Linked DNA regions of Homo sapiens: region 2 is linked to region 1. A link is a contact called in ENCODE Hi-C or POLR2A ChIA-PET data. All regions are on one chromosome and are shown on one strand. The core of a region is the stretch at or near the end of the contact, and the rest is flanking DNA. Distances in the headings are between cores, read along the strand shown.

The links. Hi-C counts contacts between places; a loop is a spot of excess contacts on that map. ChIA-PET counts read pairs that join two places held with the same protein, here RNA polymerase II (POLR2A).
Region 2: a loop to region 1 is called in a map of Calu3, with 4 times the contacts of the local background. The contact joins the promoter of LINC01933 here to the promoter of GLRA1 in region 1. A Hi-C loop is called at or near these places in 1 of 168 maps with a recorded cell type or tissue (Calu3). POLR2A ChIA-PET finds 5 or more read pairs at or near these places in 2 of 52 experiments (Panc1 and activated T-cell).

The regions. Positions count from the first base shown.
Region 1 is chr5:151,923,239-151,926,840 of GRCh38, forward strand. It overlaps GLRA1 (glycine receptor alpha 1), which reads right to left and starts at 1,613. Exons shown (of 9, transcript NM_000171.4): 1 at 1,256-1,613. The coding sequence starts at 1,311. RefSeq lists a silencer at 1,893-2,105.
Region 2 is chr5:151,956,928-151,960,529 of GRCh38, forward strand. It overlaps LINC01933 (long intergenic non-protein coding RNA 1933), which reads left to right and starts at 1,971. Exons shown (of 3, transcript NR_109876.1): 1 at 1,971-2,027.

The sequences.
Region 1 (3,602 bases), core at 363-2,862:
TGAAATACAGAAACTTACTATTTGAGGGGAGGTGTCATTTAATAAACCAGCCAACAGATTAGTCAAATCAGCAATTCCTATGAACTGTAATAAAACAAAAATTATTTGCTGTTTTATGTTGGGAGAGGGTAATATTTGGTGACCACTTATTTTTAAAAACAATTTGGGGTGGGTTTTTCAAATGACTGTTAATCCAATGCCACAGTAAAATATGAGAGGCAGGCATCTAAAATGAGGAAGATTAATGATCCCTGCATGTCATGGAAGAAGAATAATGTTTTTCAATTCATATAAGTGGAATTTATCATAGCCATCTCTGAAGATGGTATGATTCACACACTTACTAAAGGACTATCTATTTCAATGCTTCTTAAAGAGGTGATTTTTCACTTTTCACTTCTACTAACATAAGAAAGACAAGTCTTCAGGCAGAAAATTTTAACCTGAGAGACAGTGGATGGGATAACTCAGCTGTTGAGTCAAATATAAGCATAAATTTAAAAACAAAGCAAATGAAGATTGCTCATGAGTTCAGGATCTGCAGCTAACAGAGTTTGGAAAGGTGGGTTGGGGAAAGAGGCAGTCAAAGTTTCAAAAGGGAAATGTTTCCCAGTATGTTCCTAAATAGATCCACTCTGCACCCAAGTTCAGGGCTTTACACACTGAGGTTATAATACTATTGTTTCCAAGCACTCAGCCTTAGTAATCCCCCTCCCTCTTCGCAGAAAAAGAAAACAACAGCAAAAAAGGACAGAAAATGAAATGATCTGTGTCCAGCGAGTTTGAGTGCAACCTTCCCCGTCACCGCTAGTTGTCACTTGGCTCCCAGACGGGAAAGCTGAGGTTTTCGGCACTGCGGTTAGGGAGAATGCAGTCCTAATTAAACTGAGTAACTCCTAAAGCTTCCCTTTAAAGTCCTCAGCCGAGTGAAAGCCAACATGCAGTGGGGCTGGGGACCAATAGTGGGGGGTGTAGCAGACAGAAGGACAAACAAACCGTAAGAAACAGGCAAACAGCTGCCAGAACAGCGACTGTCTCAGACCTCCACGCACAAGCCAGACACCCTGCGGGCGGGGGTGGGGTGGGTGGCGGGGGGTGGGAGGGGGGAGAAGGGAGACGGGGGATGGAAGGACCCGATTGCAGTGGAATACAGCACCCCTCTTCCCCAAAATGATGGGACCACGGACAGAGGTAGCCTCCGTACTCTTTCCCCCCATTTCCATCAGAGCGATGTGGTCAGTAGAAAATTGCATACCTGAAGAATACAATGGTCTCCCAAAGGTAGAGTCGAAGAGTATTGAAGCTGTACATTTTTCAGGTCCTTGTGCTTTGTAGTCCACGAGTTATGGGGGCAAAAATGTTTCAAATTGGCACTTACAAAACCAGAAAGCGCTATTGCAAAAAATAATCCAGATGTTAAAGGGAGGCGGGGAACAGGGGCGCGGAGGGAGAGCCCCAGGGGAAATTGGAGCGAGGGGGTCGTAGATACCACGGACAGCGGCGGCTGCGAGGCGTTTCAGCACCACGGAGAGCGTCCAGACCTGCTTTTCAGGAGCGCGAAGAGTATTGCTGTTTGTTAAACTCCAGCGTGTCTGTTGGCTCCCTGCGGCGCTGGGGAGGCACGTTTGGGGGTGGGTATATTTCCTTTTTTTTTTTTTTTTTTTTAAACCCCTGTTTTTCTGTTTAAACGGCCAGCTCCCTGCAAGGAAAAAAATCTTCTGTGGAGATCAGAGCGCTGGCCTCGGACCGTTGGATTGGGCGAGCATCTTGGGTAAAGAGAACAGAGCTTTATGGCTCTGGGCCGGCCTGAGGGGGTTAGGGGCGAGGGGAAAGCGGTTGACGGCGCTGCCTTCAGTTAAATCTCGGAGAGTGTGCCAGGCTGGCGCATCGCAATCCAGTCTCGGAATCTCGTTCTCCTGCCTCTGTGCGGGTCTGCTGTCGCCTTGCTATTCCTGTTTCCCGGTCCCCGCCGAATAAGTTGTGATCACTGCAGAAAAGGTGTCCCATTGCTCGGGGCCGCAGGCGTCAGAGAGCCCAGGGCAAGTTTCAGGGGCTACCGGGGTCCCTGGCTACCCCGCGGGGCTCTGAAGCCCAATGTCTCAGATGCATCTCGGTTTTCTGAGCTCGCTCATCTTCCCTTGGTCAAGACTCCTTCAGATCTTCAGACTTTCTTACTGCATTAATTTAACAAACTGGAGGCGTGGGGGATGGGAGGGGTGATAGCCGATGGGAGGGGGTTGAGGGGGAAAAAAAAAGGGGGAAAACTCCTTAGTATCTTCAAACCCTCCCACTCGAGGTGTTCATTGGCCCGCGGCTACGAAAACCAGATCTTCTCCCGGTATTCGGCCAATAGCCTGTTAGACTCCGGGTTGAATTTAACGCTTAGAGTGCTGGACGAGATCTGCGCAATCCCCTTCCTACCCCCAAGCTTCTTTCCGTGTAAGCGGTGGGGTGAGAGAGGATATGGAATTAATCTCTCTAGGTCTCTCAAAAGGTTGCCTTGATTTTTAAAGAATGCAGTTGTATGTGAGTAAAACACATGGTTCCTTGTTAAGACGTGCTCTGGGCTCAATTTATCCTTTTAAAAGGGAAGAGTTGAACCAGATCCCTGATTTTTTTTAAAAGAGCTCTGAAGTTATAATATTTGGCCCTAGAAAGAAAGGAGGAATATCCAAAAAGAAGTCTGGTGGATAAAGACCCCCTCCAGGGTCACCGCAGCAGGGAAATACGAGAGAAATTCTTTGAGCAGTTTCCAGCGTTGAGTGGGAGGTGTTGTGGCTGGCACCCTTTTGAGAGGGAATAAAAGCACCTTCTTCCAACTGGACAGGAGACAGTTTTATTCGCCTTTTATATGCTGGGGAAACTGAGCCTCACAGAGCTGTGGCTTGCTCCAAATTGATGGCAGAGCCAAGTTGTACACACAGGGATGTGTTATGACTCACATTTCGTTATTTCTTCCTCTGTTTTCCCACCTTATTTGAATCTTAGAAACCAGCTATACATTTCACTGTAAAGCCCATCTGGTGAGATGGAGTTAATCAGATTTTCCCCAAGCTGTGGGACTATAGGATAAATACTTTAAAGGATTTTCTGGCTGATTTGAACTCATTGGGACTCTGGGGACTCTCTCGCCCAAGGCTACTGAGAGAGGACAACCCCTCCTCCTTACCCAATAACGTTAGAAACTCCTTTGGCTGATCTCCCAAGAATACTCATCAGCTCAGCTCCCTCCAAGGCTAGGCCTTCTCCCAAGCAGAAAGGATCTGAAAAGTCTTGTTTACTAGCCTCTTACCAGTAGGATTTCCCCTCCCCTCCCCCTGTACTACAATAGCATACCCCACACTACCGGTTCTGTTATTGGCTCCCACAGTCTAGAATTTCCATGATATTCTGCATAGTGACTGAAAAGGAAATTTTGTTTTGAAGGTGTATATTAATATGAGTTGGATACAAATTTAAATATAATGTATAATATATGTATTTTTATATATGTAATCAAGAGCTAACCTTTATTAGCATGGTTTCTATGTGTCAGAAATTACTGTGAATTCACATAATCTCATTTACTTTTCACAGTCAAACCTTGAGGTAAGTATTATCTT
Region 2 (3,602 bases), core at 721-3,220, 34 kb after region 1:
TACCTGGGTGTGACTCCTGCTCCACTTCCTGCTGGATGGCTTTGAACAAGCGACTTAACCTTTCTCACCCTCAGTTTCCTCATCTCTATAATGGGAAAAAGACTAACAGCTACCTCACAGTCTCTTGGGAGTATTAAGTACGATGATGCACATTAAAAATACTCACATATAACCTGGTATTAAGTGCTCAATAAATGTTAGCTGACACTATTAACAGATTTTAGGGAAAAACACAGACTTGCCTTGATTGGAGCAGAGGTAAGAATCCTGCCTTTTCTTGTCACTGTCACATTTTTGGAGTCTTAGGGATCTAAGGAGTTTGAAAGTTACTTTGTAGAACATTGTATATTATACACATATAGTTACACATGGAAAGAGGAACAAGCCATACTAGCATGTCATATTAGAAATTGTAGCTTGGGCAACATAATGAGAGCCTGACTGTACAAAGAAAAAAATAAAAAAAAATTAGCTGGATGTGGTGGCACATGCTTGTAGTCCCAGCTACTCAGGAAGCTGAGGTGGGAGGATCGCTGGAGCCTGGAAGGTTGAGGCTGCAGTGAGCTGTGATCAACCACTATGCTTTGGCCTGGGTGACAGAGTGAGACCCTGTCGAAAAAAATAAATAAAAGTGCACTAAACTGGAACTATGAGTCCTGCATTCTAGTCTTGATTCTGTAATAAACTCACTTCAAGGCTTTGAGTCACTTCACTTCTCTGGGCCTCAGTTTTCCCATTTCAAAAATGGACTGTTAGGTAGCTGGTCTTTAGACTATATCCTGGTGAACTGAGGTTTCAGAGAGGTGCTGGTGATTGCTAGGGGATTGGAGGAGATTATAGGATTACACTAATTATAACCAGCTTTGCTAGCTGCTTTCTGAGGGTTCTTGCATCTCTTGTATAGTACAACACGAGACTAGGAATCCAAGAGGCAATTCTGCTTTCTTATCATAGCATTGTTATGATGGTGGCTTGTATAATCTCATTTTAAAGATGAACCACATCAGACTCAAAGGGCTCAAGCAGTAGGCCCAAAGACCAGTAGCTGGTGCCAAGCCTTGATATGTATTCTGGAAAAACACTCCTATTCCAGTGCTCATTTCACCCCATTGCTTTACCTTTTGTAACTCCTGGACACTGCATTTTATAAAATGGAGCTGACACAGGCTGGGTGAATTCAGTCTTCCTGATAAGCCACCCATCTTAAAATAACACCATCTCACTGTGCTCACATCTCAGATACATTTGTCACAAAAGGAGGGCAGATAGACATCCAGCCTTCATTTGACCTTTAAATCACCTCCTTTTTATCAGCTGTGGCTGATCAGCTGCTCTTTTTGAGAGCAGGTGGGTCGACATAAGATTGATTGGTTTTCTCTGCAGGGGAGTAACTTGGCCCTTTCCAACCCTCTGACCTGCAGAGGCCCTCTGAGCTCTGAGATCCTCGGCAAGAAACAAGAACATAGATTAACAAGGCAGAATGAGGGGCCTCTGTGCCTGGATGCAGGACAAGAAGAGAATAACCAGTGAGAACTCGGAAAGAAGACCAGCCCTTGGGACTTGCACAAGTCCTTTAGTTTATCCTGTCCCCAAATCCTAGGGTGTTTGTGACAATCAAATAAGAAGTTACGTAAGTAGATAGAAACTTGTCAGCCCAGTATGGGCCAATGCAGGAAGTTTTGGACTTGGAAGACATTGTGTTGTGGGGGAAAAAGTGTGAGCTTTGGATCCAGTACCAAAGATGGGTTTGAATCTCAGCCCTGTCCCCACCCAAAGCTCATCTGGAATTGTAGCTCCCACAATTCCCACATGTTGTGGGAGGGACCCGGTGGGAGGTAATTGAATCATGGGGCGTGTCTTTTCTGTGCTGTTCTCGTGATAGTGAATAAGTCTCATGAGATCTGATGGTTTTATAAGGGGGAGTTTTCCTGCACAAGATCTCTCTTTGCCTTCTGCCAGCAGCGTAAGATGTAACTTGCTCCTCACCTTCCACCGTGATTGTGAGGCCTCCCCAGCCATGTGGAACTGTGAGTCCATTAAACCTCTTTCCTGCATAAATTACCCAGTCTTGGGTATGTCTTTCTTAGCAGCGTGAAAACGGACTAATACACCTGGCACTGACAGGAAAAAAAAAGGTTAAGACAGTTGTGAACCCTTGAGCAGGTCACTAAACTCCTCTGTGGCTCAGTTTCTTCATCCGGAAAAAGGAAATTATAATGCTGAACGTGTAGGATTATCATTAAGTGTTAGGGTAATCAACTTGCCTGGAGCGTATCTCATAGTCAGTGCTTAAAATGGTAGTTTTTGTTACTGACATGGAAATGATTGATAAAACAAAGGCCTCAGGGCTTATAAGGAGCAGTGATTATTTTATTGGTGAACAGGATGTTCTATTCCTGTTGGACCAACTGATAACAGTCACTTCATGAAGAAAAAAGGATTTCGAGTGGGATAGAACACTGGAGTTTTCTTTGGTGGTTTTGTCTGGTGGGATCTATTTAATTGCATTCTGCTTAGAACCAACTAATTGTTGAACAATTCAGCTGATCACACACTAGCTAAGAAGGCCATGTGTGAAAAATATCTAGAGAGGTCCTAGCTATTTGGGAGCAAGTCCATCATAAGCCAATATGTGACCCGGCTGCTGATACAGATGAGCCGCTCTTGGAGTGCATTAACAGAAGTAGCAAGCCTAGAATAAGGGAGGAGATGGTCCTTCTGCATTCTCTTCTGGCTGGGATACACTTGGAAATATGGGTTCAGTTCTCTAAGAATCTCATTGTCAAACCTGAGTGTGTTCTGAAGAATGTGAGTAAGAGAGGAAGGAGCTGAAGACCTTGCCATATGGAGAACAAGGAAAAGGATGAGAGAGGCTTTTCCCCTGGAGGTAAGAATGTTCACGGTGATCAATGACTTTAAACTTCTGAAGGGCTGCCATAGGGAAGGAGGAGATGATGGAACACACTGTGGGTGAGTGGAGGTGGGGTCAGAGTCTATCAAGCTTGCCCAACCTGCCTTATTTTTATTGTTGTTCTGTTTTGTTTTGTTTTAGACTTTTAGCAGCCTGAAAGCCATGGTTTTTAGTTTCTGTCTCTAGTGATAAGTGAAAAAGAGGGATGAGGGAGGGGTTTTGGTGGCCTAACCAGAATCAGAAACTAAGAACCCATAATTGTATTTTCTCCCTTGGACACCCCTGGAGGTCTTTTGGACAAAGTTACAAGGAGGAATATTCAATTCGGGAAGATGCTGAATTGGGCCACCTTGTGAGGTAGTAAATCTCCTGGCAGCTGAGATATTCAACCAGAGGCTAGCCAAAGTAAAGCAGTATGTGGTGTGGAGGTTGTGGGAACAGGATTTGATGTTAAATCTGGGTTTAAATACTGGCTGTGCTGTGTGGGCAAGAAGTAAACATCTCTGGATGTACTTGCCTTAGCGGTGAAATGGAGACAGAGCTTACACTACTGGATTGTGAGGGTTAAATGAGATAATATACGTAAAATCCTTAACAGTTGCTCTTAGTATTATTTTGGTTACTTATCAAGGATAAACTCACCAGGGTTTCCTTCCCACTCTACATTTCGGGGATGCTATGAATGAAACAG